4 separate regions of the Mus musculus genome follow, and all the other regions are linked to region 3. The links are chromatin loops, found by intact Hi-C in ENCODE. Cell type or tissue: left cerebral cortex. All regions are shown on one strand.

Region 1 (8,000 bases), 200 kb after region 3:
ACGTAAGTGAGACCCCATTGTGTGTCAGCATTAGTTGAGTGAATGTAAAATGAGGTAACTCCTTTCTTCTCTGTAATTAAAAAAATGAACTCTAGAGGTAGACAAATGCATTCTGTATTTTTTTTAAAATGAAGCACCAAAAAGAACTCAGTGAGTAACCAAACATTGCAGATAATGACAGTGAAAAATTCTTTCTTCTCTTCACATAGGTTTCATTTATTTTATTTGCACAGAACAATATCTCTCTGGAAAGTTGTAGGACTAAGAACCTTTCATGACTTTTTTTTTTCAGAATATAATTCATTTCATTACTTACTACTTTAGTAAACAGATTCACTTTTATTTCTTTAACAGGTTATATCTTTTCACAGTGTGATCCTTATAGAGAGAATTCTCATTATCGTTAGTGTGATGGGGACCTGAGTTCATGCTGTGATTAGTCAGGATGTTGTGATGGTTTCCCACTGCTACTATGGCTATTCTCTGGGCAATGATAATATGGTTGTGGGGGTATTGTGCAAGGCAAAGGGCATAGTGCCCAACAGTTGTTAAACTGCGTTTATCTTGCCAACAACTTATCTTCTCATTTCTCTGCCTCTTCATTTTCATCAAATAAACACTTTGCTGACACATTACTTTCTGCTGTGTGTTCATTTTGTGCTGTCAATTCTAACCTTCAACACAGTGGTCCTGCCCATCACAGAGACAACTGCACTACTGTTTTAGGACTCTCTGATTGTGTACAAGTTCCAACATCCATCAATTGCTACTAGCTCCTCATCTAAGGGAGGGGCTTCATGAACCTTTCTCCTTTGCATGCTGAGATTTTAACTAGTTTGATCCTATAGAGCTCTTGTGCATATACTCATAGCTGCTGTAAATTCTGTGCAATGGTCCTATTGTGTCCTACAAATCCTGATACGCAGTTATTATCTACTAACTTTGACTCTTATATTTTATCTTTTTTTCTGCAATACACTCTAAGACTTGGGGAGAAGGGGTGTGATGTAGATGCCACAGTTAGAGCTGAGCATACCACAGTTACTTACTCTCTTTATGTTGATCAGTCCTGGTTCTCATTCAATGGTTCAATCATTGTAGAAGGAAACTTTTCTGTTGAGGGTTGAGAGATGCACTAATCTATGGGCATAAAAGGAATACTTAAAAGACAACTTAATACAATAAACATTTAGTAGGAAAAGAATGATGTTTTCCTTTAAGACTCAGATTCACCTTAGGGAAAGGGGGTAGAAACAGATACTGTAAGAAAATGGTACTAAGGAAAAAAAACAGGTATGTTTATTCCAATATCTGACAAAATAGAATTTAGAAAAAATCTAACCAGAAGAGATAAGGTTGAATACTTTGTACTCATTAAAGTAATAATCCATAAAGAAGATAGTATGCTTCTAAACATATATGCATGAAACATGGGTGCATCCAAATACCACATGGGATGCTGATGACCTGAGCATAATTTTATCCAAAAGACTCCTCTCCGAGGTCTGATTTTCATCATACTAGAAGTCCCCGTGCAAACTTACAAAGAAGCAAAACAACTATCCAGCAGTAATGCCATGAACCACCACTATTAGCATGGTATGATAAACCCAAAAGTTAAATATATATAAACATATATGATGTGGTGATAACCAACAGCTCTCTAATTGTGCTGAAATTGTACTTAAAATCCACTCAACATGAGGAAAACATCTGGTAGACCCAGACAGCTATCCAAGGTTAGTGAAATCATCGATCTTAGAAATTTATAGCTAACACTCCTCAAACTCAAAGATGTAATTGTCACAACTCATCAAGTAAACCTCCCTTTGTGACAGATGAAGACCATTACAGAAAACTACAACAAATCAAAATACAAAATTGTAGAACCCAGTCCTAATGGATACATCTACAAAACACTCCTAAAACTGCTGGTTATCTAATACCATGTGGTCAGTCTTTAAATAGTATATCTAAGAGTAACATTGTACAGACCGAGGAACTCATATGTATATATTTAGTTATGAATGTGTGTGTGTGTGTGTGTGTGTGTGTGTGTGTGTGTGTGTGTATGTGTGTGTGTGTGAATAATTAAAGGGTAAGAAATCATGATTTGATAGAGAACATGGAGGGTACATAGGCAGGGTTGGATGAAGGAAAAAAGAGGGGGGAAATTATATAATTTCATTTTTAAAAATTATTAAAAAGTTATAATTTTCGCACAAAGAACCTCTAAGGATTCCATTAAGTTCATGTTGTGTTGGACAGAGGCTGCTGGGAATGGGATTTAAAATTCATAAAACTCAAGAAGGTTAACAAGCTGAAGGGCCCAAGTGAGGATGCCTCAATCCCACTTGGGGGAGAAGAAAGCAATCACTGGGGTGGGGAGGCAGAGGGAGAGAGGGACCTGAGTAAGAAAGGGGGCAGGAAGGGAGAAAGAGGAACATGATCAGATATTGAGGGGGAACAGGACTTAAGCCCCAAGGGCAAGCAGAAAGAATGGAAACAGGTAACTTCAGGGATAGGAGGTAAGGCATCAGGGGGCGTGGGGGTGGGCTCTAGAACATACCAGAGACCTGGGAGGTTAGAGACTATGACAGGGAAGGACCTTAGATTAAATACTCTACAGTGGGGATAGGGAACTTTTAGGATCGACCTCTAGTAGAAAGACAGGACATCAACTGGAAGGATGGGGTTGCTATCCCACAGTCAAAACTTTGACACAGGATTGTTCCTGTCTGAAGGAAGTGCAGGGACAAAAATGGAGAAGAGCCTGAGGGAATGGAAGTCCAGTGACAGGCCCAAATTGGGATCCAGCTCAAGGGGAGTCCCCAAGGCCTGATACTATTACTGATGCTATAGTGTGTTTATAAACAGTAGCCTAGCATGACTGCTCTCTTAGAGGTCCAACAAGCTGCTGAAAAAGTCAGATTGCAGATACTTACACCCAGCCAATGGACAAAAACCTGGGGACCACTGTTATTGAATTAGGGAAAAGCTGAAAGAAGCTGAGAGTGCTTTTTGAAAGAGTTAATAGAACAGGATCCATCTTAATGTGGATGCTGTTGTCTATCAATGGGAAGTCTAAGTTTAGAAATGAATGAAAAAGAGAAAGCAGTGGGAGCCCCTGGCTGAGGATGCAATCTGACCAGCTGCTCCACATTTCTGCCACAGTGCCATCTGTGCCATGCTGGGCTGCAACTTCTTCAACCCGAGTGAAAGATACCTTTCTCTTCTGGCTTTTGTCAGATATTTGGACTGAGCAAAAAACAAACAAACAAACAAACAAACAAACAATACATCTGTATTCTCTCTCAGAGAAGAAAAGCAAAACATTCACGTTACTGTGTGTCTTACTAATAGGAACCTTGATCCCTTGTGTTGTTTCACTTGTGCCTTAAAAGAGAAGCTCAGAAATGTTCAGAGCAGCTTTTGTTGGTGTCTTGTGTTCTTGTGAAGGAAAAGAAAGTACTTTTCAAAAGAAATGAGCAACGCCTCCAATATGTCTAAGCAGCTGTGGTTTCTATTCATAGCAAACAAGTAGATAATTCGCTAAACTAAAACCCATCCCAGCATCCGGGCATCTATTGTTCACACAGCCCAGCATCAGCTCAATGAGCATTTATGGGGATTTTTGCACTTGCTCTAAAGTCAGTTTCATAAAGTGGGGGCCGGTAGCTTCAGCTTCCCCTCTGTCCTGTATTCTGAACTTGTAATGACTCAGATCTCCTAAGAGATCTGGGGAGATCAGTAGATATAACTACCCAGTGGCTTTTACCCACTTTGCAGGTTGAGAAAAATATTCAAATTCCCAGTGACTTGGGATACAGCTGGCACCCTGATATGGTAGAGGTACTCTGAGTTCTAGTGGATCAAGGTCATAGTTGCTGAATAAATGATTTCAGAGACCATGTCTATAACCATATCTATTTTTTGATTGCAGAGATTTACAATTATCATGCTGAAATTCAAACTTTCCTAGGCCGGTTTATATTGAAAGGGATTCAGTCTGGCTTAGAACTGACAGCTGGCTTTACTATTATTTTCAGTGAGTTAAAATACCATAGATGTACAAAAGTAGAAGATAGTTTGAGCAGCCACTAACACCCATCACCAGATTGAACAATTCATATCCCTAGTCTTGTTAACTCTTTAACTTCTCCTTAATCTTCCATGCCTAAAAGCATGCCCCAGACATGTATCATTTTCTTTCTGAATAGTTAAATGTATTTTTAAAAGATAAAATCATAAAATGTAGCAATATTTCCATATCCAACAAAAATGAAATCTTCAGTACCATTCTTCATCCAGTTTGTGTGTCAATTTCTGTTTATAGAAAATGTCCTTTAGAATTGGTTTGCTTGAATTAGGGCTCCAAAGTGTTATATGTAGCACTGACATAACTCTGACAGCATGTCCACTTCTATTCCTTTTCCATATCCTGCTCTTCCTATTATACAGTATAGTTGATGGTAATTAGGGGAACTGAATAAAAAGGGACCGAGTAGATTCTACATTTGTGACAGACAAGCTATTCAAGATATGGCTTAAGCTTTTGATTTGATTTGGAGTCCATGTCTTAGTTAGGGTTTTATTGCTGTGAATAGACACCAAGAAAGAACACGGTAACTCTTATAAAGAAAAACATTTAATTGGCGCTCACTTACAGTTTCAGAGATGAGTGCATTATCACCATAGCAGGAAACATGGTAGCATGCAGGCAGGCACAGTGCCTGACACAGAGACAGAGCTGAGAGTTCTACATCTGAACTGACAGCAGGAAGAAAGACTAAACCACTAGGTTTAGATTGAACTTCTCAGTCCTCAAAGCCCACTCCCAGTGACATATCTCCTCCATTCAGTCACTCCTACTCCACCAAGGCAATATCTCCTAATAGTGCCATTCCCTATGGGACTATGGAGCCACTTTTATTCGAACTACCACAGGCCAAGCTAGAAAGATGCTGTACCTATTTTTTTTAAAAGCAGGAATTCACATTAGAGTACTAGATTTTACATTGCATTACAGTGCATTACATTTTCACATTAGAGTATTAGATTTTGCATTGCATTACATCAAGAGGCTCATGGCTTCCAGTGTTGCCCATTTAATCCACTAGTTTGAAGTTTTATTTTCTAGAGAATAACACTCACCTAGGTATTATCATGGGGCATGCAGGAAAAAAATTTAAGCTAGTAACTTCATGATTGTCTAATCAAGAACTTTCCACAATCATTGCATGGCTATTGGAGATCTATTTAAATAGTTTCTTTCTTTTACCAGTTTTTAAATACTAAATTGATGCTTGTGTAGCTTCCAAAAACAACTGATAGTTGCCTTTCAAGGTCTTCACTAAATGTTTTAGAACATTTAGCTTGCTTGCTTGCTGCTTCCCTTCCCTTCCCTTCCCTTCCCTTCCCTTTCCTCCCCTCCCCTCCCCTTCCCTTCCCTTCCCTTCCCTCTTCCCTCCCCTCCCCTTCCCTCTTCCCTCTTCTTCCCTCTTTCCTCTTCCCTCTTCTTCCCTCTTCTTCCCTCTTCCCTCTTCCTCTTCCCTCTTCCCTCTTCCCTCTTCCCTCTTTCCTTCCCTTCCCTTCCCTTCCTCCGCTCTTTCTTTCCTTCTTTCTTCCTCCCTCCCTCCCTCCCTCCCTCCCTCCCTCCCTCCCTCCCTTCCTTCCTTCCTTCCTTCCTTCCTTCCTTCCTTCCTTCCTTCCTTCCTTCCTTCCTTCCTTCTTTCCTTCCCCCCTCAAACAAAACAAAACAAAAACCTGGTCTTCTCTTAATGTTTTAGTCATTTAGATATTTCATTCATTTACTTATTTTATTCCCAGAAATGCTCATCATAATTATTGAAACCTTTCTTGGCAGTTGATTCAGCCTTGATGGATGCTTTGTTGCTTTCTAGTTATGAGCTACTAAGAATCAATCTTAGACACTCCTCCCATTACAGTCAGGAATTGCTTTAGTGGGATCACACTTATGCCTCTGATGATGTCACTATATTATCAGTAATGTAACCAGGCTGTTCAAGTGGACAAAACTAGGAAATATGTTTCAGAAGAGTAATGCAACAGACAGATCATAAACCCGTAGTGGTATCTCTAGATCAAGTTAGAGTGATCTTCAATCTATGATTGATTTTTCTACTTAGCTACCTATTTGTTCAATAATGTAATAGTAATTTTCAAAACCATATATTTTCTCATTTGTTAATATTAACTTAAAAATACCAACATCACTAAGAATAATAACTGATAAATGCTGGTTAAAATTCCTTTTTGTATATATCATTATGGCATTGTGCATGTGTGTGTGAAAGAAAGAGTAAGACCACAAGAAAGAAAAAGAAAGAGAGGAGGTGGGGCAAGAAAGTTAAGATTTTTTTTTTCATTTAGTTTATAAGTTGCAATTTCATTTCTATCACAGGTTTTGGTGATAGGAAAGGGCACTGATTTCCCAGGCAAATCCTCAGACACTAGACATGTGTCCAGCAAGGTTCCCAGGTCTGCTTGAGAACAGAACTGTGTCTTACCTTTTCTGTGGGAAAGGATGGATACCCAGAAAAGCATTTCTTCAGTCAGTGTTTTAGCCAGTTAGCTATTTCTTTTATTTGTTTATTTATTTATGTATTTATTTATTTATTATCCAGAAAAGCTCATCTGAATTGTTGAGACCTTCCTTGGCAGTTGTTGACACAGTCTTGATGTCAGCCCTATTTGCTTTCTAGCCATCTGAACTACTAAGAATACCTCTGGTGGGATACATGAGGTAAGGCTTGTCCAAGCTCAGTACAGATTTAAACCTTTCTGATGCTGTGTGTATCTACTATAAATTATATTTTCAATTTTACACCAGAGCTCTTCATGTACTTATTAAATGCCAATCAGACAGAAAAAAAAATGTAAGTTTTCAGAACACATTGTAAACTAACTTTCCACCTGGCTAACTGGGAGTTGGAATACACTGAACAATCCTTCAAAATGTCCTGTTTACTCAGTTCATGAGAATAAGAAATGAGAAATGAAATTTCGAATTTCTCCTCAGGTTAGATATACCTCCCTGGACCCGTGCCCCAGTCAGTAACTCAGAAGTCCCTCCCCTTCCCCCTGCCCCCTGGTTGCTCTTTCACTAATGCTGGGCTTACAAAATGAATGATGCTATTCTTTGGAGTTCTTATTCTGAATCGGGAAGCATATGGCACTAGATCTGGGAAAGGTTTATAAGACATGTGTTCACTCCCATCCTGGCCTGTTGATCCCTCAACTATCTGTCAAAGGACAGAGGTTGATCTCTTTTGTTTCCTGCACAGAAATCTAATAAATTTCAAACAAAGTTCATCTCACAGTCTCAGTGTTCTAGTACCATCCTTGGCACTAGGATGTAGACCCAACTCAGGTCCCAGGACAACTCTTTGTTAGCATCCACATAAGCCCTATCAGGACTGTGCAACACTGGAGAAAGGCAGAGCTCAATTGTCTGTCTGAATACTCAGCAGACTGCTACAAAACACCCACATACTTTCACAAATTCCAATTCCCTTAAGATTTCTTTTTTTCTTTCTACCGGACATTGAAATCCAGTGTGATAAACAGTCCTTTAAAAGTTTTAGCTTCCCATGATTCATATCACAGCAGAGTAAGGAGCCCCTGAGGCAATGCCAACTTCTGTAATGGTTACTTCACTTAGCCACAGGTAGGAGACATAAATATCAGTTGTGATCATTGGACCCTCTCTTTCCTGCTCTGCTCTGGAAATATATTTCAGCAAAGAGTTGTCCAGGTAAATGGATGGTACTTCTATGTATTAAACTTATGGCTCAATTCCAGTCAGTATTACACTATCAGCTTCCAGTGTCTGGATATAATTAATATAAACAAAGTAGTAAGCTGTCATTTCCAATGCCACCTTGCTTTATACGTAGGGAAAAATGAAATTGATGCTAGGTTTATGAGTAATTAGTTGGATCATATTATCTTAGATGGTAAGCACGATGGTAATGGAA
Region 2 (8,000 bases), 120 kb before region 3:
AATTCAGGAGCAGCAGAATCTGAAGGTTTCAATAGCAGCAGGTGAGAGCATCATGAATTAATTAATGCTTAGAACTTGGACTCATAATGCACTTGTCCATGAGGCAGAATTCTCCCTACCAGATGTTTTGGGTGGTTTGGAGGGAAACCATTTGACACCACATCTCCAGCTACCAAGAGTTCACAAATAATGCTGAACTGTACTAGAGCATTGTATCAATAAATTGAAAGTAGAATTGTTTAATTTTACCTGCAGCCACAAAGGACATTTTTCTTGCATGGAACTTTACAATGAATATAACAGTGGGTGTCATTTCTATTCCTTAATACAGCCCTTAGAAATGTGTAAAAATATTTAAGAAGCCAATTTAAATGCATGGAAAAGACTGCATCTCCTATTTCATGAAGGATAATAGAAATTCCACCCTTCTTGTATGTTTTGTCTTGTCTTAAAATGTAAGAATATAGAATCATACAATGAAAATTCCTTTAAATGTCCCAGGTGTCAAATGTCAAACTCTTCTCATGGTTAGAAACATTCAACCTACAAAAAAGTCTCAAACTCATTTGAAGAGAAAGCCTCCCTTTTATTCATCCTCAGTAACCCCCAGTCTCAGTCAAAAATGGCGTTGCTTTCAACCTAAGACTGAAACAAGGCCGAGACGCCTCCAAAATCTGGATTAGTTTTAAAGAAAATTAATTTTGGATAAACATCAGGAATTTTGTTGAATGTTCTTTTAGTGTTAGATGAAAATATAATACATTCAAGAAACTTGTCACGAGTACCTACCTTCTCTAACCAATGTTTTTAATTCATGAGAAGTAATAATGTTTAACATAGTATTTGTGTTGCTTTTTTATAGCTCTTATTTCAGATTTGATGGTTTTAACCACTAGAAGTTTATTTTCTCCAAGTTTTAAAGAAGATGAACCCAAGTCATTTTGGTAAGACTGTCATCCTTAAATATCTAAGGGAGTATATTTGCTTGCCTATTAGAAGCTGGTGGCTGCGGGTGTCCCTTAGATTATATTTGGTCTCTCCATGTTTGGCTTTCATATTTTCACACTGCTCCCCTGTGCCGGTGTTTTACATCCATGTGCATCCAAGCTCCTTCTTATATGTTTACCTTGTGAGGATGGTTTTATGCTAACGTTCCTACTTATATCTGCACAGGTTCTTTTTCCAAAATCTGTCAATTTCTTATGTTTTAAAGATAAGGATATAGACATATCTCTTAGGGACCATCACTAAATCTGTCTCAACATAATTTATTCTTAAAGATATAATTCCAAGTATTCAAACTACAGTATAACTAAGACTCTATCAAAAGAGGAAATGACTTGTCATGATTTAATTCTATTTCTTCTTTCCAGCACTTTTATTTTTAGAGAAAGTAAGTTTCCCAGTTCATCTAAATGTTACAATATTTATTTCTCAGCTCTGACCCTAGACATTAGAGGACTTGGAAACATCCAACCTCTGACCAGTTCCAGGAAGACCTATCAAAGAGATTTTGTTACTAAGGAGCCCTGTAAAAGCATCCCTCTCATCTGAATACACCCATTTTCAGGGAATCTTGACACAGAGCAAGAACACTTGCACTTGCACTATGCAATTTCTAAAGTACCTCTTTGTCAGGGTTCTGGATGCAGGGTCTGGGTCCATAGCAACAGCAAGAGTGTAGGATAGAATTTCTTTAGTTTATCTCACATACACACTCCTGAAATCAATGTAACCTGCTGGTAGAGGCTGTGTTTCATGTCTTGTCTGTACAGATAGAGAAGGAAATTTTGTATTCATACTTCCCCAGCTTCCCTAGGCTATTCTCTTCCAAGAAAGTGACTGTCTATTATAATCAGGCTTCCAGGAAGTTAACTCCCTGCACAGGTAGCTAGACTATACCATTAGAGTTGATGCAATGTTCTCATCTTCTTGGAAGACTAGGAACTGGAATTTTTGTTGTAAATGTCTGTGTTTTGTGAGCTTGCCAAGCAAAGACCAAACCTGCTAGGTCTTCTGATTCAGGACCAGTCAGGAGGGAGGCTGCAATCAAGATTCGTACTTCTCATTTGTGTTTCACTTCTTGAAGATTAATTTGATATCTTTATGAACTTACAGTATTCAGCATAGGTTCACAATAAACAGGCAGCATCCATGGGCTTCATGTCTAACTTTCAAGAGTGCCTCACTCATCCCGGTGTCCTGTGTTTTTTATACTTTTAAACTTTATCTTTGAAAGAATATGAAAGTATTGTTTGAATATCTCAGGAGTAAATGGACCTCAAATGCTTTAAGGAGCAAGGAAGTAAAATAAAAAAAATAAGAAACAGGGAAGGTAGCTCAGTGGCAACTAGCTGTGCTCTGACCACCACCTGATTATCATGGAATATACATTCCTGCATATATTAAGAATAAAAGAAAAGAAATCAAAGTATAGCAAGCACAGCTTAAGAAGAGAGTGTGACTTAAATCAGCAGTGACTAGAGAATGATCAGTAGAAAATGAAAGCTGTTTAGCTGGAAAGACAAAGAGGGAAGAAACACCCACCAGAGCATGAAATGATGTTTGTGTGAATTTATTTGGTTTTATGATGAGATTTTGTTTTCCTATGAAAGATGTCACTTACAAAGTCACTGTGACATCCTTAGACAGATGGTTCTCCAAACAAAACATTATCGTCTGATTCTCAGAAAGGTTGCCTAATCTCTGAAATTTGAAACATGACCTACCTGCTTGCCATTAAAGTAGCAGGTGATGTCCTATCTGAGGTACTTTCCTAATAGTCTATCATATTTAATAAAAATGACTACTTTAGGCATTCTTGAGTATTTATATGTGTCTTTTCCATGGAACTTTCGAAGACTCTATGGTCCAGAGCCTGTTGTTTCATCTGGGCACTCTTGGCACCTCCCCTAGATGATGTCTGTTGTAGTACTTAACATAGACCTACAGTCTTATAGCATTGAGTCAGTGTTCTTCACTGAGCAGTGTTAGACTACATAAAAATTAACAAGCTCCTTGGATTTCATTAGAAAAATACATAGAAAAATAATACAGTGCAGAACTGTGGTGAAGGAAAAAAACCACTTGATAGTATGTCTTTACACAGAAAGCATTCCATGAAGACTTGTGCTGGGAATACTTGTGAGAAGGCGCCTCAGGAACACTTTCTACCCAAAGTCTGTCTTCCTCAGGTTCACTGGCTAATCCCCTTCTGCTAAATGGAACTGTGCTAGTTATCTTGTGTCTTTATGACAAAAGAGCTGACAGAATTGATGTATGAGGCATTGTCCTGGCTCTATCCATGCTTGGGAAGCTCCAATCACTAGGGTAGGATTTATGATATCAGAAGTCTGAGGGAAAGGAGCTTTCTCTTTAGCACAGACAGGAAGCAGAGAGAAAGAGAAGAGGTGTAAACTTCAAAAAGACACAAACTGACCTACTTCCTGTACCTAGACTCTTAGAGTTTCCAGAACTTCTCAAACTGGCACCAACATGTAGATATCTATGAAGGGCATTTCATATTCAAATTGTAACAAGGATTAATAAACAGGTAGTTATCAAGCCTAAGTGATTAAATGAATAGTGGTTGTATTGATATATAGGCATTGTTCTAAATGTCATAGCTACTATATTAGTGATAGTATTAGTACAGTGTATTACTGTAGTGTAACATAAGCCAACATAAGCCACATCCTAATACTGATCTGAGTATTCAAGAAAGCCATGCATGTGAAGTGACTGGTCACATGCCGGTGTTACGTGACCCTTTACAGAATGTTACTCTCTTGTTGGCAGTATACCACACTCCACTCTTAGAAATGGTACTTTACAGAACTCTTCACTTGCCATATTCATTGCTCAATGGCATATCAACTCAAGAGCACCTATCCTTTGCAGCTTTTCTCTCTTTATCTTTGTGTCATTGTGAACATAAGAGGCTGTGATTTTTCTGTGCACATGATAGTTTTCCCAGAATTGAAGCTTCTAAGAACATCATAGAGTTGTGTCTGATGCTTGCAAAGATCTCGGCCTTTTGTTTCATGAATATTCAATGGTAGATGAGCTGACAGGCTGTTTTTCTGGGTTTTACCAGGTGTTTGACACTATTTGACAGGATGAGTACCTGGTGCTACTCTTGTACACACTAAGAGTGCTCAGGGAATATGCTGAGAGTTTAAAAACTAAGATATATTTTCTATCTTTTCATTATACAATCAAATCCTATTTTTGATCTGTGAAACAAACCACAGCATTCATCCCGGTGGTAACATACCTCCTGCAACTTTCAAGTCCAGGGCGTCTCCTCTACTCTGCAGAATTTCATACACAATGTGCCTTAGTATTACTACAGACTTACTTGTTTTTTTATTGGGGTATAACATGTAGTTATAAAAGAAGACCAAAACAAAAAGACAAGTGAAAGGCTAAACAAAATAATTTAAAATGGTGTAATATAATTAAGATTTTGAACATGTATTCACAAACGATTAAAGGAGAAATTGTAAAAGATCCAAGAAAACATAAATGGACAATTCTTTTTCCCTCTTATGACAGAGTGAGTCAAAGTTACAGTGAAACATCATGATCTCTGATAGCATGCAGCCTTTCTGCATCTATTAAAGCTTTATTTAACATCTTGCCTACCCACAATACGACATATGGACCATGTGGGTAAGTGTTACATGAATGCCACTTATGTAGTCTGTCTGTGGAGGCTTCAGAATAATCCAAATGTTAAATTGCCATTAAAAAAGGGAGATGAGACATAAAAAAAAAAAAACAACAACAACAGAAAGAGAAGGAATACCACCATGCAGAGTAGATGTTGCCTGAGGTTTCTAGGGAAGGTTTCAGAGCCAGTTGACCTCTGAGGCAGCAGGAAGATAATAAGATGTCCCCAGTACAGGATGTGCTCTAGAGGTAGAAGGCAGAGAAGAATCTTCATGTAGGCGATGGCTGTGTGTGTATGTGTGTGTGTGTGTGTGTGTGTGTGTGTGTGTGACTTAAAAAAGATGCTTATGTTTTATTTTAATAGATTTTTTTGTATTAGGATAAAACTTGACAATAAGTGGCCATCTCAACGGAGAATTTCAAAAGTCGGATGAATGTTATAGACCAATGTCACATTTTAAAATACAATCTGTTGTTAGTGAGAACTTGAAAAAAAACAGAGCTTTAAACACCTTTCAAATGTGTTTAAATAAAAATAACTGATTATTTGTGGAAAGCTGTATTTTTCTATTTTTGATGTAGAGCAGTTTTAATCTAATCTTCTTAAGAAATGCAAAACCTATTACATTTTGCTTAGGCAATGAATAAAATTTCAAAGCAGCTGTTCAAGTCTAACCTATCAGTTTAATTATAACATACAACCTTCCAGTGCCAAATTTCAAGGCCTAAAAGAAATACACCACTCTATTTTGACTAATACTTAGTTGATTTGATTGACATGGGTCATTGTTGTGAAATATATGAACATCCTGTGACACTGGGTCCAGCCAAGGGCACAAAGCCTACCAAATAGGTAACTTCATGGGTTCTCACACACACAAATATCCTCAACCAACACAGTTTACTCACTTACCTTTTGCATCAGGAAACCTACTTTTCAATATTCCCTCAGTTCTGCATTGTCTTCATTTGTCACTCTTGGCAAGCAGTGTCCCTTGTTGTCATGAGACTGGAAAAAGCTTTTGTTTGTTTGTTTGTTTGTTTGTTTGTCTATACCTGGGTACTCTCACCCAGATTTACCTGTGCATTTATTAGTTTTTGGCTCACATCTGCAATTTCTTTCCATTATGAAGCGAGGAATCATATCCGGTATGAGAATGGTTCAGAGGCCAGACCTTAACTATCATGATTCCTTATATTTGGAGCCTTTAAATATTTCTAATTTCTCTGTCTCAGAATGCTGATATATAGGTATATGTATCATGAGATTACAACATAGTGCAACCACAATTGAACATTTACTATTTTTCTGGAGCGGTTTTATCTGAAAAGGGTAGAAGGAATAACAGTTAGCCAGATATTGTGGTTGCAGCCTAACATTGTTCCTCATGCCCTATAGGAAACTGTTCCTGTTGTAACTGAGACCAGACCACTGTACTCTCACCTACAGTTCTTTATTAGGTAGATTGATAACAAGACTAAACAAACTAAACACCAGTCAAGTAAAAAAAACAAAGCAAAACAAAAACAAACAAACAGACAAACAAGCCAACCTCTCTACTATGAGCCAGCAACTTTACCTAAGTATGGTGGAAACAAAACTAAAAAGATAGTTCCTTTCCCACCTGAAAACCCATCATTATTCCATGGTTTCCCCATTGATGGTGGACATAGATAAGAAAGTGAGCAAATGAAACTTTATATGCCCCAGTACAGGGGAACACCAGGGCCAAAAAGGGGGAGTGGGTGGGCAGGGGAGTGGGGGTGGGTGGATATGGGGGACTTTTGGTATAGCATTGGAAATGTAAATGAGTTAAATACCTAATAAAAAATGGAAAAAAAAAAAGAAAGTGAGCAAATGTAATCTATTATGTGGGGAGAGATTTGATGTAAAATAGCATGGGCATAACTAGGACATGTGACCATGGTTCTCTCTGAAGTCAGTGTTAATGGTTTTGAAATTGTATTGTTGCCACCACAGCAAGTAAGAAAAGCACCGAGAAGAGGCACATTGTTCCCAGAAAGTTAGTATATTCTGTTAACTTTGGGAGTGGACATTAATGTCCATGGACACAAGCCATGGGGCAAGTTTTACCAATTACCCCCTTGTAAGCATGGAGTTCAAGGTCATGGAGATCTTAACTGAGGGTCAGTTTGAAGGAAAAAGAAATGTGCTTCCAGGGTCAACAATAAGTCCATGGCAGAGGCAGAGTGTAGAATAGAATTGACTCTCACTTACTCTGGTTTCTGCATTTTCCTGAGGATTTACAACTTAATGTTATCTTGATCAAATGTTTTGAAAGCTAGACAGTGAAGACAGTAGTTGCTATAGTAATATGAACATTCTGAATATGTTAAGAATTGATCCCTTTGTGGCTTTTTAATATGTTTGTTTTCATAAAGGATATATGTTTTAACCTTGTGTTTCATGTTTAAAAAGACACTGAGTAAACTGAGTGTTAGTCTTTAAATTTATTTTCTAATCTAATTTTGTCTGCCTTAATACATTTTTATTTTGAATTCCATATGTACATATTCCATTCCTTACAGTTCTAAGTAGCTCTGAGTACTTTTCTTCATTGTATAATTCTGAATGGCCAGAACCCCAGAAAATATGTCTACCAAGACATATCCTTAGCCCTGTAACTAATTGGAGGAAGTAGCCTAACTTCTGACTCAACTAAATTGGGTTGCATATATACTTTTATCAGGTTTTGCTGGAAAGAATCAAGGTTAATTTCAGACCAGAAACAGGTAATGATATAAGGAGGTAAAACTGAGTTCTGAAGTTGGGTACTTTCAGGAAGTAGAATAGAAGTATAGAAGAAGGAGTCATCTTATGAAAAGAAAAAATTATGACTATAGAACCCATGATCTTGAGTAGATACTTAGGCAGAAGAGAAAGAAACTTACCTGTTAGATGGAAAGATATATATGGTCCGAAAAGAAGCAAGAGCAACTGAACACTGAAGCACAGAAGGTAAGGAATAAAAATTCAGACTTGTGAGTACTGTGTGTCCTAGAGTGTTTAACCTTCCACATCCCATGGTTTCTACTGTACAATCTTACTATCTAACTCCTGTCTAAGAAGGCACATTGATGAAATCAAGAATTTAGGTTTGCCATAGCATCTTTTGTGCATGGCAGAGAACAAATGTCAAGTAAACTAATTTTACAAATATAAATGTTGAATTGATGAAGAATGTTACAAGATTGTCCCTGTCCAATAACAATAGGGCAGTGGGAGGCTTGTGATTGGGCAGAAGAAGAAGGGAGGCAGAGAGAGGAATTGAGAAGATAGAGAGAGAGAGGTCTGAGGAGGAGAG
Region 3 (8,000 bases):
TTAATAAACCAATTCAGTGTTTTTAATATGAAATTTGTTAGATATTCTACAATGATAACATAAAACATTAGCCCACTGCTAATTGACGGCTCTAATCCTTAGTGCATATTTATTTTCCTTAGACAGCATTACTTTTTTTCCCTCCCAAAAGCAAGTCATAAATTTCTCATTCTTCAAAGTTACTCAAATTGGATTACATGGCTCCTACCGTACTATTATTCAGTCTCCTTTTCACCTGCCAGAGCTCCCAGAAACTATGAAAGGAATTGTTATTTGCCTTAGTTGGTGATGCAGGTAGATTGACACAAAACTTACCCCAGACAGGACCAAGAGAAATTTTAATATTCTGAATTGAATGAAACAACACTGTGTCAATTCAAGACAACAAACCCCATTTTTGTATCTCAGTAGAGCATGATCACAAAAGAATCAAACATAAAATAGTATCAGACTAGCAAGAATGGTGTCACTTATAATTCTGATTTCACCAGATGAATATGAGGTGGGCATGAAGCAGAGGCCATCATGGCTCACATACAGAATTTTTGGCGTGGGAAAATGGCCCCATCTGCGAAGCTTGGGGCTGGTGAACTTTCTCCTTTGGAATATTGTGCTCTTCCTCCTCATACCACACGGTCAGAGCATAGTTCCAAGGTCATGTCGTCAGCATGCCTGGGTTCTAATGAAGACCCATTTCTGAGTTGTACTCAATCATTTCCTGGTCTTCTTCCATGGAGCAAAGATAGCTAAGGAGTTCTCTGTTGTCTATTTCACATGATACCAATTTGGAGTTTGGGGTTTTTGTGTGTTTGTTTTGTTTTGTCAGTTCTCTGGCTGCAATCCAGGACATCAGACATTCTAGGTAAGTGTCCTTCTACAGAACAATATCACTAATCTTTTTAAAATTTCACTTTGAGACCAGCTCTCATTCCTATGCTGGCTTCTATCATGCAATCTTTATGTCTCATACTTCAGAGTAGATGGAATTACAGGAATATGCCATTCTCAAGGTTCAAATACTTTGGTCTTGCATCCTTTACATCCTACAATAAGCCATGCTGTTGTTTCACACAGGAGATGATGACTTTACTATTAAGTTTCAGGGATCACCAATCTTTAGTACACAGTATGCATCACAGAAAGAACTTAAACTGGGACTCCTGGGTTTGGATCCATTTTTCCCACTTACAAACGACTGAGGGATTCTTTGGAGAGATTTTATAGCTTATGTCTGTTTATCTGTTCTCTGGAATGGTGCCCTCTACCCTCTTTGCCTCAGTGCACTTTAAATGCTACTTTAGAAATGCATCCCACTGCAGAGGCAGCATAATAAAAAGACAATGGGGCTTAGGAGCCCCCTGGGTGACCTCTGAAGGAACTTGGACTCTCCACTGCTTTTATGAAATGTAATATGATGACTATATGGAGGAAACGTCAGTTATTAGTGGCTCAAATTACATAGTAGATAATGAAAGGGGCTTGAATATCCTCCTATGATATTTCCATGTATTTATTATACTTGATTATAAACATGAACTTTGTTGTTAATGAATAATTTACTTATCTAAGTTATTTGTGGGCATACTGTATATTGAACATATTTTCTTTTACACTCAGTTCTTCTCTTTCTCAGGAACTCCAGTATGTGTGCTTTGTCCTGCTAGACAATTTTATGTCTACTTTCATCTCTCTCTCTCTCTCTCTCTCTCTCTCTCTCTCTCTCTCTCTCTCTCTCTCACACACACACACACACACACACACACACACACACACACATACACACACACAATTTTATGAAACTATATAATTAACATACTTTCAGTTTTGTACTTTTATAGATGATAGTTAATATTCAAATATTTGCTTAGTTTTAAAAATATTTTTGATCAAATAGAATTGCATTACATCTTCTTTTTCCCTCCATTCTTTCCTAGTTAACTTATCTCTGCTATACTCTCTCACTCTCAAGTTAGTAGTTGCCACATTTCTTTGATTATATTTGTTACACACACACACATTCACAGATCCTGGTGAATTAATTTTTGTTACGTAATTTCAAAGATTACTGATGCACATTGAATAAGCAATAGAGAGCCCTGGAAGAGGCTAATTCTTTGAGCAGTTAATAGTTATTTGTAGTTCTTTGTCTTGGGATGGAAGTCTGTGAAACATTTCCCCTTCAATGTTAAAGTTTCCATTGATTGTTTCAATCTTGTTAATACCAGTCTTATTTATAGTAAAAGATGTCTCTTCTAAAATTCTGGTTCTTACAATCATTCTACCCCGTCTTTCCTGATGTTCTCTGATCCATAGATATATGCATCTTAAGGATACATTGATAATCTATATTATTTTAGGTGTCATTTGAACTACCCTGGCCAACTCTTTGAAGAGCTTTCTTGCATCTGGTTCTAGGGTTTGTTATTGTATGGTTCTTGGTGGAAGCACTGTTAGCTCTGGTGATTTAACTTCCTTTAAGATATCCTACTTTTTTTTTTTTTTGACTCTCTGACACCCACCAACCCCTTGCCTCCTTACATATTCTCTCTCTCCATTCAAATCTTTTTGCTTTGTTTTGTGACTCACTGAGTTTTTCCAGAGGCATATGTATGATCAGGTTTTGAAACTATCTATTGGAGTCTAGTAGATGCACCACTGCACAATCACCAGAAAGAAATGATTTCCTTGTGCCCAGAATCCTTCATTACTTAATACGTCAGCTGTGTGGACTAAGACCTGGAGAAACTCTCCCTGGTACTTGATTGACTGTTTTTGGGTCTAGTCTTGTGTAGACCCAGAACAGGCAAGTACATTTGCAGTGAGAAAAGTATGTATTATTTTTTTTTACATGTCCAGAAGAAATAATGAAGGGCTGTTCTAAGCTTTATCAAGGTCCTACTGTAGACTTTTACTTAAACTGTGAGTCAGGGGCTTTGGTTATGGACGAGAGTCCATCAAATGGAAGAAACTGGTCTTTGAATGATGAAAAGGAGACCAACAAGGCCAAGTAATTAAAGATCCAGCTGTTTATTTATCCAAAGTCTATTTGTAGGAAAGCTGGCATTAGGCAGTGTACATTAGCATCATGCACTTATAAAATAGATATTTCCACATCCAGTGAAGTGTTTATAAAAGAGGCACTTTTATTTTCCAAATTAGAGTGCTGGTTTGAGAAATTGCCACACTACTTGCTTTTTAAGTTTGAAATATATAAACTCAAAATCTTGGTGAAATGAACTGATCTGGAATGGCTGAGATATACACACCCACATTCATTTCAATATACTGATCCCCTGAAGTACTTTTGGGTTTGATTATCTTTCAGTTTTCATAAGCTTTACTGCTTGTCTATGAGCTTATTTCTTACACTTTTCTTTCCACTCTTCAATTACATAGATATTTTTATCTCCTGGAAGGCATCTGGAGTGAGCTGTTGAAGGCCTAGTTCTGGATTTATTGATAATTGAGGTCTGCCTAGTGATTAATCAGAGCACTATGATCTGTTTATAGCTCATGACAGTTAATCAGGTGTGTTACAGCACTGGGAAGAGGAGACAATCCAATTCTCTCCCTGTATCTCTGAATTTCCCCTTCTGCTCTTAAATACAGCTTAATACGCAGCTTCTCAGCATCCCAGTGAATCTGAACTGACATCCGCAGTTTGTTGCAGTTAATGCCTATCATGGAAATAATGTTTTGAGCAGAACAACATTAGCCCTCACTGACTGTGGAGATACAGTACCAGGACATTAGGTTAAGATAGGTTTTGGCATCAGACAGAAGTAATCAGTTGCATGACTGAAGCAAGTAGTTCACTCTGCCCTGGTAGAAATATCAATGACTCTCATAGGTTTTAACAGCCTTGTAAACAGAGTTTTATAATCCTGTCTCAGGCCCAGATCAGAAATGAGAATAGAAAACCAGATGCTACATACATTTTATGGAACCACAAAAGAGAATTTATTTCATATTCTTAAAAAAATATACTTAATGATTTAGACTCTGATCCACATAATCATCCTGGGATTCCAGGGCCAGTGTCAACAGGAAGACAAAGATAGACAATGAAAGAGACAAAGAGAGGGAAAGAGAGAAAAGAAAGAGAATGCGAATATTATCACTAAGGTAAACCTGAACGTGAACTTGATTTTATCTTTTTTTTTCTTGCTCATTGTCTGATAAGCAACTAAGCATACTACAATGTCAACTGAAAAGTGGCGTTTGGATTTATAGCCAAGGACAATGGGAAAGAGCTTTGGCACACAAACTAATTCTCTTGTCACCTTGTGTAATATGAGAAAATGACTGACAGCACTTGCCCAGGTATGACCTAGCTGGAGAAGCAAGAAAAAACAGGAAGACATCCAAAAATAATTATGTTCTAAAATTTACAGTACTGACACTAGATGAGAGGGGAGATGAGAGCAGAGAGATCTGTGTGCTAAATTAAGTAGGAGAAAGTTTTCTGGCAGTGAGACTGGCCATCTGTTCTTTTAAAGAATAACAAGCAGAGAGGAGGGGACAGGACATTTTTTATTTCTATGTTCCAAACTCTTTAATTGTTTTGAAAATGTTCAGTGTTGAGCCTTAGGTTCACACCCACAAAGAAGAGACAGACACTTGCTTGATCATTTGGTCATTGAACTTTGGTGTCTATGATTCTTTCTAAAATGGAGTCACATCTCCTCTGAAGTGGACAGGTTATGTTGTGGCCCGGAATGAAGGAATCTCCTGAAATGAGTCTTCCTGGACCACCTGTTCAGAAGGTCCTACATAGGATACTATCTAATTCAATGATTCTCTGTGAAGATGGCCTCCATATGAAATATGTGCTTTTCTTCTCTATTTTATCTTTCACAAGAGTCCATGAAGGCTGAGACCTCATTCACTGTTTCAGTTCTTGGGAAAATATCTATAATGAGAAAAATACTCAATGGGAATTTCTTTGGTGAAAAAAAATGAATAATGTATTTTTTGAGAGACAGTTGAGAAATGTTTAGCCAGAATTTTGAATGTATGCAACATACTAACAGACTAATATCCTCCAGATCTGGGAACTTTTGGAGTCTCAGAAATTCTTTGATGCACTCAAACCACGACAATTTTAAATAATGGTCCCATATGTCCTGTTGAAATAGATTTTTCTCGCTTTTGGGTAGAGACTTGGAATTGTGAAATCTGTGTTCTTTCCCCTGAAATGACCAAATTTTGTCTCCACTACAACTCTGGGTTCTACACAAATTATGAAAGACTCTGACTGAATGAGGTCTTTTTACTATTCTAATGGAAACAACTCTGAGGCAAAGCCACTGAGGCAAAGACTCTCCAAAATGGAGTCTGGAATTTCGAAGAGGTTTGTATTCACCACTGCTAAATGTCAAAGTACAGAAATCCCACAGAGAGGCAGCTGAAGTCACAATTAATTTCTTGTTTCGCATCATCTTTTGGGTAAGAATATCTTAGGCAACTGACCAGTCATAATATGTTTGCCACCAATGAATTGTTTTCATAACTATTTTACAGAACTCCCAAGTGAAGACTTTCTCTTGTGCATTTGTTAGGGATTTAGAGTTGCCCCAATTAGAGACAATCAAATTGTAAATTTTTTAACATCATGCCACTCATGTTATTCTTTTGTTAAAACTAATTTGCAAGATTGTTTGGAAATTGATAATACATACCTTTAATTAGGACATTGTACAATATATACATGTATCAGTACATAATAGTGTATCCTATAAGTACATCAATTTAAACACCAATTGTAAATGAAAGTTAAAAAGTGAATTGAGAAAGACCAGTTATGATAAAGTTCTATTTTAACTTATTGATTATTTGTTATTCAAAATATATTTTTATAAGTGAAACTACTAGTAGGCAAATAAGCTTCTATGTAGGATTGCTCCTAAAGGCTGTTGGGACATGATCAAGTGGCCATTGTAAGTCATTATCTTTGAAATGGTACCATATTTTAAATGACACAAAGCAGGTAGAAGGAATTAGGGACATAGAGCAGAAGAGAGTAAACACAAGTTGGAACTAGGATAATTGGAAAAGATTGCATCTCTCACCTCATCTTTGCTGGTTTGTGCTATGAAGAGGTCACACTTTCTGTTTAAGACCTAAACACAAACTGTTCAATATGTCAAAGCAAAGGAAGTGGAAGGGGGGCAGCTCCAATTTCACTTTCTACCCAATGATAGTGTTGTGAGCCCACCGATGATTGGCCAGGTATGTGAGCCACTAGCATGACTGAGGCTTGAATTCTTCTGCCTTGTTCTACACTAGAGGGACTCCTGTGATCCTATTGAACATGAAATATCTTCAGTTTGGCAGAAATGAACTGAAGAGATTTCATGTTCCAAAGTCTTGCAGGTAATATTTCACTTTAAGAAGTAGGTATGTGACTTTGTGACAAGATATTTTTCCAATGGTCATTACTTCTATTTTGAGGCCCCAGGGAGTCTGTAGGGGTGACTAGGTGAGGCTCCTAGCAGTGAGGGATATAGAACTTGAAGTAGCCACCTTTGGGAGCCATGAAGGACTCCCAGTGGAGGAATAAAGACAGTAACCTATCCACAAAATCCTCAATTCCAAGTATGTCCTGCCTACAAGATGTGCAGGGACAAAAATATAGCAGAGACTAAGGGAATGGCCAACCAATGATGGACCCAAATTGATACCCATCCCATGGACAAGAACCAAACCCTGACACTACTAATGATACTCTGTATGCTTACAGATATTATACTAGCATAACTGCTCTCTGAGAGGCTCCACAGAGTAGTCAATGAAAAAAGATGCAGACACACAGTGGAACATTAGATGAAGCTTGGGAAGAGTTGGGGGAAGGGATTGAAAAACCCAAAGAGGATAAAGACTCCAAAGAGAGACCAACAAAGTTGATGATTCTGTACTCTTGGGGCCTTCCAAAGACTGAACCACCAACCAAAGAATGAGCATGGACTGAATCTGTTCCCCAACCTCCTACCCTGACTTCATTCACCCCAACCCACACACATATGTAGCAGATGTATAGCTTAGTTTTCCTGTGAGTTCCCCAATAACTTGGGTCTGTGCATGTCTCTGAATCTGTTTCCTGCCTCTAGATCCATTTCCTCAAAATGGGCTGCCTTGCCTAACTTCAGTGGAAAGGATGTGCCTAGTCTTGCAGTGACTTGATGTGCCAGAGTAGGGTGATACTCAGGGAGTCCTCCTGCTTTTCAGAAAAGGAGAGGGAAGAATGGGAGGAGGAGATGTGTGTATGTGTGTGTGTCAGGGTGCTGGAAGGAGGTGGGGCCTGATATGTCGGTGTAAAGAAAATAAATACATTAATGAAAAAAAATTTACTTGGTGGAGGACACCAAGGAAATAAAGCTTTCTAAACACAGCATGACCAACACACATGAGAACTTACAAAGACAGGGAGGATGCATAAGGCTTGAGTGGATCTGCATTAGATTGGGTCCTAGAGCTGAAAGGAGAAGTGGTACATGCCTACATCTCTAACCCAGAAGCTGTCCACAAGTGATAACCACTTGAAAATGAAAACCTAGTTTTCTTCAATGGAGTCTCATTATTAAGTGTAAACTGCATGCTAAGCAACTAACCAACAGAAAATGAATTTAATGGCATCTTTGGAGGTTCCTTGTCTCATAATGTTGTGTCAGGCTTTTTTTCCATGTCTTTTCCCCCTATTGATTCTTTGTTTATACAGTCTGACTTCTGGTTTTGTTTTCCTTATACGATTCATTGGTGTGCAAACAAGTGTTTCTCTACATCTATATCTATTTTTTGGGTGTGCCTTTTCTTGGGCTATTTTCATTCTGTTTGTTGTTTTTTCCTATTCTAATTTGTGTTTAATCTTATTATATCTCATTTTATTGTGATCTCTTAGATGCCTGATGTTTTCTAGTAAGAGCCAGAAATGTGGTAGATGCAGATGGGAGGGAAGGTAGGAAGGAAATGGAAAGAATATAGGGAAGAAATATAATCATCAG
Region 4 (8,000 bases), 610 kb after region 3:
GACCATGTGGCTGGGAAATAAATAGCTTGTAGGTTTAAAATATATGAATATCTGCACAGTCATAGTACTGAAAGTGTGCTAATAAACTTAACAGGTTTTTGTGTTGAATATTTGACAGCTACAACAGGAACAAATATGGATAGCATTGTTAAATTATGGCCTACACTTCTACCAACTCAAAAGCTAAAAATGTCATCTGATAGCATCTTAGGTCTATAGCAAAGCTTCCCTTATCTTGCTGTCTGATATTCTACAAAGTATTTAAAATCTGCCTTTATTTATGACTTCCTTTGATCTATAAAATTATGAAATGTCATAAAACTGTTTTCACATTGGAAGCTGGAATGTTGAGTAACCTAAACATGTGGTCCTAGACTATGTTCATTCAATGTGACTCTAGAATGAACTATCTTCTACTCTTCTGAAGATGAAAACTATAGTTTTTTTGCATTGATAATATATTGAAAATAATTAAAGAAAAATTAAAAGTAAATAAATATGCAAAATAGCCATGTTTTATTGGGAAATTGCCTATCAAAATCCCTGCCACTTCCACTGTTTTCTTTCTTATGCTATTTCAAATAATGAAAAACAATTGTGATATTTTCCCTTTCTTAAAATTAGTGTGTTATTTTAGTTTTTTTCAAAACCTATTTTTATTGATGGTTCTTAAACACTTTAACCTCCTTTTTAGCCTACCACCCACAACAGGTAGTAGGAAAAAAAAAAAGATATGGGGAGATGGACCTGTTTAGAAATGGGTCTTTAGAGCAACTCCCATCTGTGTTGTCTAGAAATGGTAGTTCATTTCACAAGTCAGCAGCAGCTGCTAGATCCACTTGCAAACATTGCACAGATATAACAACTGTCCAGTTTGATAGAGTCAGGATAGCTGACACAAATCAACAATAGTGGCCCTACCTAGCAGAGCCAGGCCTCAATCTCAGCACAAGTCAGCAGGAGGGACCAGCAGAAATGCCAGAAGAAATTCTTGGCTGTGTCTCTCTCAGTTAAGCAAAGATGAGTAAAGACATCAGACCAACACAATGTACAGCTCACTCTATAAGCGAACCTAGCCCACCTACATTACAGTCCATTGGGCCTATTTGTACTCCCTCCAAATATCATGTGTCCTCCCTGAGTCTTGCCTCATCTCCTGTCTTGACTTGTCAGTGATTCTGTCTCAGCTAACATCACTCTGCCAATCAGCACAAATCTGCAGAAGTGGCAAGAAACTACAGCACCCCACCAGAAGTTTTTTGTTGTGTTTCTCTCAATGGAGTATGGAACTCAACTACCCAGTGCGAAGCGGACCAATACACAGGCGTCATTTTCAAAGAATTCTTCATCATGTGTCCTTTCATGTGCTTGCTTTAGCAGAACATCCTCTCACCTGAGTCTGATACAGCAAAATGTTCCTTCACAAGTTTGCCGCAGCAAAACACCATCCAACACAACCGACTATCCAAATAACCCTTAAGTTTCCACTTCATGAGTGACTCTGAAGGGAAATGAAGATGGCGCCTCAAAAGCTGATCCTGAGGAAAGGCTGAATCTTCAACTATCTCCGAGCCTGCTTTTATCCAGCTAGATCTCTAATAAAGTAAGCATGTTGTATAATACCACATGTCATTGTCATTAGATTATCCAGTTTCCAGTTCACTCTTAGTGATATTATGATACTAGGTTTTCATTAGCATATGTTGATTATAATTAATAATGGGAATATTTCCACCAATACATACAGCACACATTGGTTATAACCAAACCAACTTTCATGCCACCCTGTTCCTCACATCCTTCCTATAAACCACTAATCATGAATATATTCTAGCTTCAACATATGGAAAAATAGATTTAAGAGAATTATCAAATGCAAAGCAGTATTATGCATTCTTAATTTAAGAACGCATTGCCATGTTAATTGAGAGGCAAATACTCTCATAGTAATGTACTAGTCAGTGTATCATCATCCTCAGTATAAACACTCAGAACAAAAACCCTCAGTAGTTTTCAAACTTGCATTTTTTTCCCAGCATAGAGAGGGAGGGACAAAAAGGCAGGTATTTTAGAAAGAGTAAATGTATTCTCTGATGTTTAGGTTCCATTGAAAGCTCGTGAAAGCTTTTCTCTGCATCCCTACTTTGTGTGTCTTCTAGCATAATTTTCTTGTCTGGTCTTTCTACATAAGTATGTAAAAAATGAGGGGGTCTCTCTTACTCTAAGCTAAATTTTAGCGCTCATGACTATGTATGAGATCTGATTTCACTACAGTTTGTGAATATTGGCCTAATTTTTAGTCTCTTTAACTGAGCAACAACAATTTATATAACCATTCTATTTGTTCTGGTTCAGCCTTTCCTTTCCCATGTAGCTGCCAACATCAGTTACCAGATGTTAAAGAATTACAGACATTTTATACTTGCATTATGAAAGATGTCTGTAATAGCCCATCTCTGCTGGAGCCACACCACAGCAATGCACCCATAGAAATCGGCTCAAAAGGATGCTTTTGCTGTCTTCTGAGCCCATCCTTCCCAAACTAGGGAGTAGTTGCACCTGACCTTGAAAATGACTAGATATAATGAGAGTGTGCTCAAATTTTCTTTTACTTTCAAAAAAAACAGTGTTACTACCTGTTGGGAAAACAGAGGCTGAGCTTTCTAAAAAGCCTATCAATGACAGTGTGGATTTTCCTTTCTTGGAATGTATTTTTAGACCCAGCCAGGGAGTTGGGGAGAGGCCAGGCAGGGAGGATTTCATGTAGGGAGGTTATCAACATCACTCTATCTTTTGTGCTTCAGCAGGAGAGATGCTGCTAGTTTCTGAGTTTGCCTTTGGTCATCCTGTCTTTCCTTTTAATGAATTTTCTCACAGGAGGAAACACAAAAGACAGCATTTTACAACCAAAACTCAAGAGCTAAAACAACCAAATGCTATTACACACAAAATGGTTTCACAAAACACCTTGCAAGATTGAGTGTGATTGCTCTCTGGCTGAAAAATGAGATAGCGCAACATAAGCTTCTTCCCACAACACTGAATTAAGCATCTTTGAAAGACTCAATGTCAAGAAGACAAAAATACCAGCAAATGCAAAATTAAACAGAAGTGTCTTATAACTTCCCAGCAACAAATTCTAGTTCCGAGAGTGTTCAAGCAGCTGCCTAGTGCTACCCCCTTTGTTTCCTTTTCTCACATTCTTTCCTTCCATGAAAAGAGAAAGATAGAAATAAGAAAGCTATATAAAGAACTCCCAGAATCCTACAGAACAGGCTAAATGTATTTCAATCTACTTTGTCAAATTTTCAATTACCACATCTTAGTCCTGCAAGTCAGCAGAGTGATTCATCTATTCTTTTGCATGACATAAAATGGGGGCTTTATTTGTATACCCCTTTGCCATTGAAACAAAGAATTTTAATGCCTACTCAGAGCTATAGTACATCTGTTTGCTGAGTTGTCAAAGATAAAAAGGATGGCTTCTCCCTTTAGTTTTTTAAATGTTAAAATACAGAAGTTCAAAGAAAAGAGGCAGAGATACAGATTTGGGAGAGGAGTATCAGTTCATTTACACTGCAGCTGTTGTTAGCTGATTGCATGTCTTCTGGTAGAAGCTGGTCCTAGATTTGGGGTCTGGTATTCAGGAATTCTTTGCATGGCATGGGAACAAAGAGAATAAACAACAGAGTTTCTCTCTAGCATTTGTAAGAATATGAGTTGTTACCATCAAGGGTAGAATAAGAGGCTACTGCATGGAGTCTCCCAGCTTTCTGAGAACAGTTAATCTTCCTAATCTAACTGTGTATCCTTTACTGGAAGGAGATTTTGGCATCTAGGTACAATCTCTCAGAACATCTTAAATATCTAGTACATGGCTCAACCCATTAAGGAATGCATTTGGAAAAGAGGAAAATTCAAAACAACAAACCAGTACATCTATGGGCTGCCTTGTGTTGCTTAAGCTCCATCACTCCACACTCATGTTCTTCTAATCTTGAGGCAGGATACAAGATGGGGAAAACTGTAGGGATCTGGAAAAGAAAATGAGGCACTTACTCAATATTGCCTGAAGCTTCTTGTCAGTTGAAAATCCAGAATCCAGCCCAGTAACATATATTTAAGGGCTTTCTTTCTTACTAGATGAAAACCTGTGCTTTTCTAAGCATCTCACCAGAAATCCCATTTACAGAAAGCAGCATGAACTAAACCCCTTGAGTGTCTATAGCAGCTCCTGGTTTTAACTTATGAGACTGGAATAATGTTGAAAGTCATTTTGAAATCTCAGTTACTAAAAAGCAAAAGGAAGAAAAATAACAGGTTCTCAGAAAATTTTTGCGATGTAACTTGAGAAGCACCAATATGGTGTGCATGACTAATAAGACAACTGATTGAGACTTTATCCAGAGCCCATACATTCCTATATTACTTTCTTTCTCTTAAGCTTTATGTTTATAAGACAACTGATTGAGACTTTATCCAGAGCCCATACATTCCTATATTACTTTCTTTCTCTTAAGCTTTATGTTTATAACCGAGGTCCATATATATCTTAATAATGTGACTCTTCTTAAGGAAGTTTCCTCTATGCTTTATGTATGCTTTTATCATTTTTCTGAATGTCTTCCCTTCTATATTCAATAGAATTCCAATTCTGTTTCTCCCTGAGTAACCCTGAGATTCCTGTCTATACTGAAGTTACAAGTCCTGAGTTTGCCTAGTCAAAGTCCCTAAAAATAAATGCTTCTGGCTGCAGAGGCTATCGTGTGGAACAATAACTCATTCACCACTGGGACACCCTGAGCATAAAACCACAAAGCAAGGATTGTCTCAGTAGGCCTTACTGAAAGTTCCTGGAATCATTTCTTTCCTTTGAATTGGCTGTTTTCAAAAGATAAATTTAATCAGACATCTCTGTTTTTCCCTCCCATTTTTCATATTTAGTTAAGCTCTTCCAGGAAACATCCTTCCACATCTTGAGACTGACAGTAATTCCAGATGCAGTTACGCTGACGCAAAGGCTTTTAGGAATTTTCAGTCATTGTTAAGACAAAGAGGCTTCTTAATAAACTACTGTACTTCACACTCTTGTCCTTACATCCCATACATGTATGTCAAAATCTCATCTTGGTTCAGTGACAGTGTTTTTGGTGTGTGTGTGCAGAAAAATAAAAAGGGAAGAACCTCTTTAAAGAGTCTATCATTTTGCTTGGGAAGGTATTCCTTCATAGTCAGAATGAAAGCTGTCTTACTTATTGGTTTCAGTGATATTTTCTGAAAACAAAACAGGCAATGACAAAATTTCCACTGCAGTGTAACAGCCTCATCCAGCCAGCATCTTCATTGCTCTCACAGCCTTGCCAGCAGAACCACATCAGAAACCTGCCAAAATAAATTTCTGTTAGCCAAAGTGTCAGTGTTTCCAAGTTAAAGTGACATTAGGAAGTTTTAATCAGAAATGAGTTGGAGAAGGCAAGATTCATACACAAGAGGTTTGTTCTTTGCCCTTCTCCTTCCCTTTTAAAATTGGCAGGTAGTGACCTAGTTAAAAAAAAATGGAGAGTTTCTATGGGATTTCCACCTGTACTTCCCTTATTGCCAACAACTTTCATTAGCATGATGTATTGTTAGAGCTGATGAAGTGGTCATTATTTGTGTATCATTATTTGTTGGTGATAATTCACAATATGTCCCATGCAATATATTCTATAAGTATTCACAGATTCTCAATGTTATGTATCCACCATGGCAATATCATGCAGAATATTTACCTCTGCTATTCATTGATCTTTTGTGTACCTAGTTTGCTTCTTCCAGAATATGATATAGTGGGCATAAAAAAATATATTACCTTTCACTTAGCAGGCATTTAGGATTCCCATTTTATTCTGTATTCCACACTAAAGGTGCAACTTAGTTTATATACTCACTCACTGAGGGTGTCCTTGTTTCTGAGTTTGGACAATTACAAATAAAGACACTATAAACAACCGTGCATAGGAAGTGAGAAGCACATGATTTCAACTCATTGGGAAACCTAAGGTTATGATAGTATGATCATATGGTATGAGTGTGTTAAGGTTTTATAACTTTTTTAAATTTGCAATTTAGTAATGGCTACCAATATCTTTTATATAATTTTTTTCTCCATACTTTCTTTAGTATTTTTAAATATACCAATCTTAAATCATATTTATTACATTTTTCTTTCTTTCTTTTTTATGCACATTTGTGCTCCATGGTGGATTTATGAAATTGTGAGAATGTGGAGGTCAAAAGAGAACTGGCCCCTACAAAGTTCTCTTCTTCTACCACATGAGTCTCAAGGATCGACCTAAGCCATCAGGCTTAGCCACGGGTCCTTTTTCTGATACAACACCATGCTAAGTCAATACCTATTTTTAATAGAGTTGTTTCCTTTTCATTCTGTCAAGATTTGAAAGCTCTTTGCATGTGTTAGCATATGTGCTTTGGTAATAAGTACTGTTGTGGATTTTCTTTGTCTGTGGACTGTCTTTTTATTGTTTTCTCTTTTACAGAGGTCTTTAATTTTGATAAAGTACAAAGTAAAATTTCTTCTGTCATGGCTCCTGCTTTTTGTAGATATAAAGAAGTCATTACCTGTCATGTTTTTGTACCAGAAATGTCATTGGCTTGTGCTTTGCATTAGTGTTTATAATCTACTTTGTGTTAGTTCTTGTGAAAATTTTAATGTCTGTGCTGTGTTTTGTTTTTACACATGTGAGCATCAATTGGATATAGCACCTTTAGCTGCTGTGACTACTTCCGAAAGACACTGATCACAAGGAAGACATAGGGATTTGGCTCTTTTCATGGTCTCTCATAATCAATGACATAGGGAACATAAATTGTACGTGTGTTCAAAGTAGCACTTCAAGCAAGTGTATTTTGTTTACACTTTGCAAAAACAAGTCATTTGAGACCTTGCATTCTGTAGGGTCCCCCCAACCTCCGACCTCCTGAGGTTGCCTGTTTCCATCCTTTCTGCTGGCCCTCAGGGCTTTAGTCCTTTTCCCTCACCCAATACTAGAGCAGGTTCCCCTCTCCTCACCCCCCACCCTGGCTACGTTCCCTCCTAGCTCCCTTCCTCCATCCCCATTTGTGATTGCTTTCTTCTCCCTCCCAAACTGTGACTAGTTTTCTAAGAAATAATAAACTTTCTCTCAAATCCCAAAGAAACCTGGAATAAGGCTCACTCAGTATCTTTGGCTCATAAGCACTTCTCTCCCTTACCTTAACACTTGCCAACCCAGAGGCGGGGCATCTCTACCCTTCCCCTGGCTTCTCTTGCCTATATAAATCTGTCATTTAGACCATGTGCTCTGCTCTTTTCTTCTCGTGGTCCTTGAATTCTCTCTTGATCCACTCAGTCACTGTCTGCTTCTTTCTCACTTTTCTTCTGCTCTCTCTGCTCATGTCCTGGTTCAGTCTGGACCTTTTAGATGCCTCTGGCTGAACTCTTCCTCATATCTACAGAAAAAAATAGTCTTCTCTACCATATCTAGAAGTGGTCATATCCTCATTTCATTCACTTTGAAAGCAGATTTTTAAGTGAATATCATTAACAGTTTGTGAATAAAAATATAATCTATCATTTATTAATTTGAAAGTAGTCTCTGTGCCTTTGATAAATACTACTTTATTGGCTTACTAGCCCTCTTGACTCTATGAAGTGAGTTCATATCATTGTCCTCTTTGTTCTGCTGAAGGATTTTTTTGTTTGCTCATTATCTTCAAAAGATTTTTGCATATTTATTTACATATCCCTCTGCATGGATCTATTTTGCAGCATGCTTGAGGATACTATTTTTGCCGTGCTTTTAGTTTTCTTTCCAACTTTACCGCCACCTGTGCTTCTTAAAATAAAATGGAATTCTAGCTTCAAATGATAATTATTTTTACATTAGGCCCCCAATTACTTAGAAACACTTTCTCACACTGTTGCTTTTGTAATTCTAATTTCCACTACACAGATGCTG

The links. Peaks named below come from ENCODE experiments on the same cell type or tissue, not always from the same donor. Only the 100,000 strongest peaks of a DNase experiment are listed, where the experiment ranks them.
Region 1: a loop joins it to region 3, with 2.8 times the contacts of the local background. A loop is called at or near these places in 2 of 42 quality-filtered maps.
Region 2: it touches region 3 in a loop (4-fold over the local background); 2 of 42 quality-filtered maps call a loop at or near these places.
Region 4: a loop joins it to region 3, with 14 times the contacts of the local background. A loop is called at or near these places in 2 of 42 quality-filtered maps.

The regions. Positions count from the first base shown.
Region 1 is chr17:55,079,065-55,087,064 of GRCm38, reverse strand. No RefSeq gene overlaps it. Among named protein-coding and RNA genes, the nearest start is that of Gm32055, 230 kb to the right of the region's middle. In left cerebral cortex, a CTCF peak has its summit at 113; DNase peaks (open chromatin) are centred at 3,163 and 3,506; H3K27ac peaks cover 1,213 bases.
Region 2 is chr17:55,402,910-55,410,909 of GRCm38, reverse strand. No RefSeq gene overlaps it. Among named protein-coding and RNA genes, the nearest start is that of St6gal2, 38 kb to the left of the region's middle. In left cerebral cortex, no CTCF peak of the experiment used is centred here; DNase peaks (open chromatin) are centred at 3,301, 4,147 and 4,678; H3K27ac peaks cover 1,411 bases.
Region 3 is chr17:55,277,939-55,285,938 of GRCm38, reverse strand. No RefSeq gene overlaps it. Among named protein-coding and RNA genes, the nearest start is that of St6gal2, 160 kb to the left of the region's middle. In left cerebral cortex, no CTCF peak of the experiment used is centred here; DNase peaks (open chromatin) are centred at 3,596 and 4,464; H3K27ac peaks cover 1,895 bases.
Region 4 is chr17:54,664,765-54,672,764 of GRCm38, reverse strand. No RefSeq gene overlaps it. Among named protein-coding and RNA genes, the nearest start is that of Gm26291, 17 kb to the right of the region's middle. In left cerebral cortex, no CTCF peak of the experiment used is centred here; a DNase peak (open chromatin) is centred at 3,067; H3K27ac peaks cover 1,765 bases.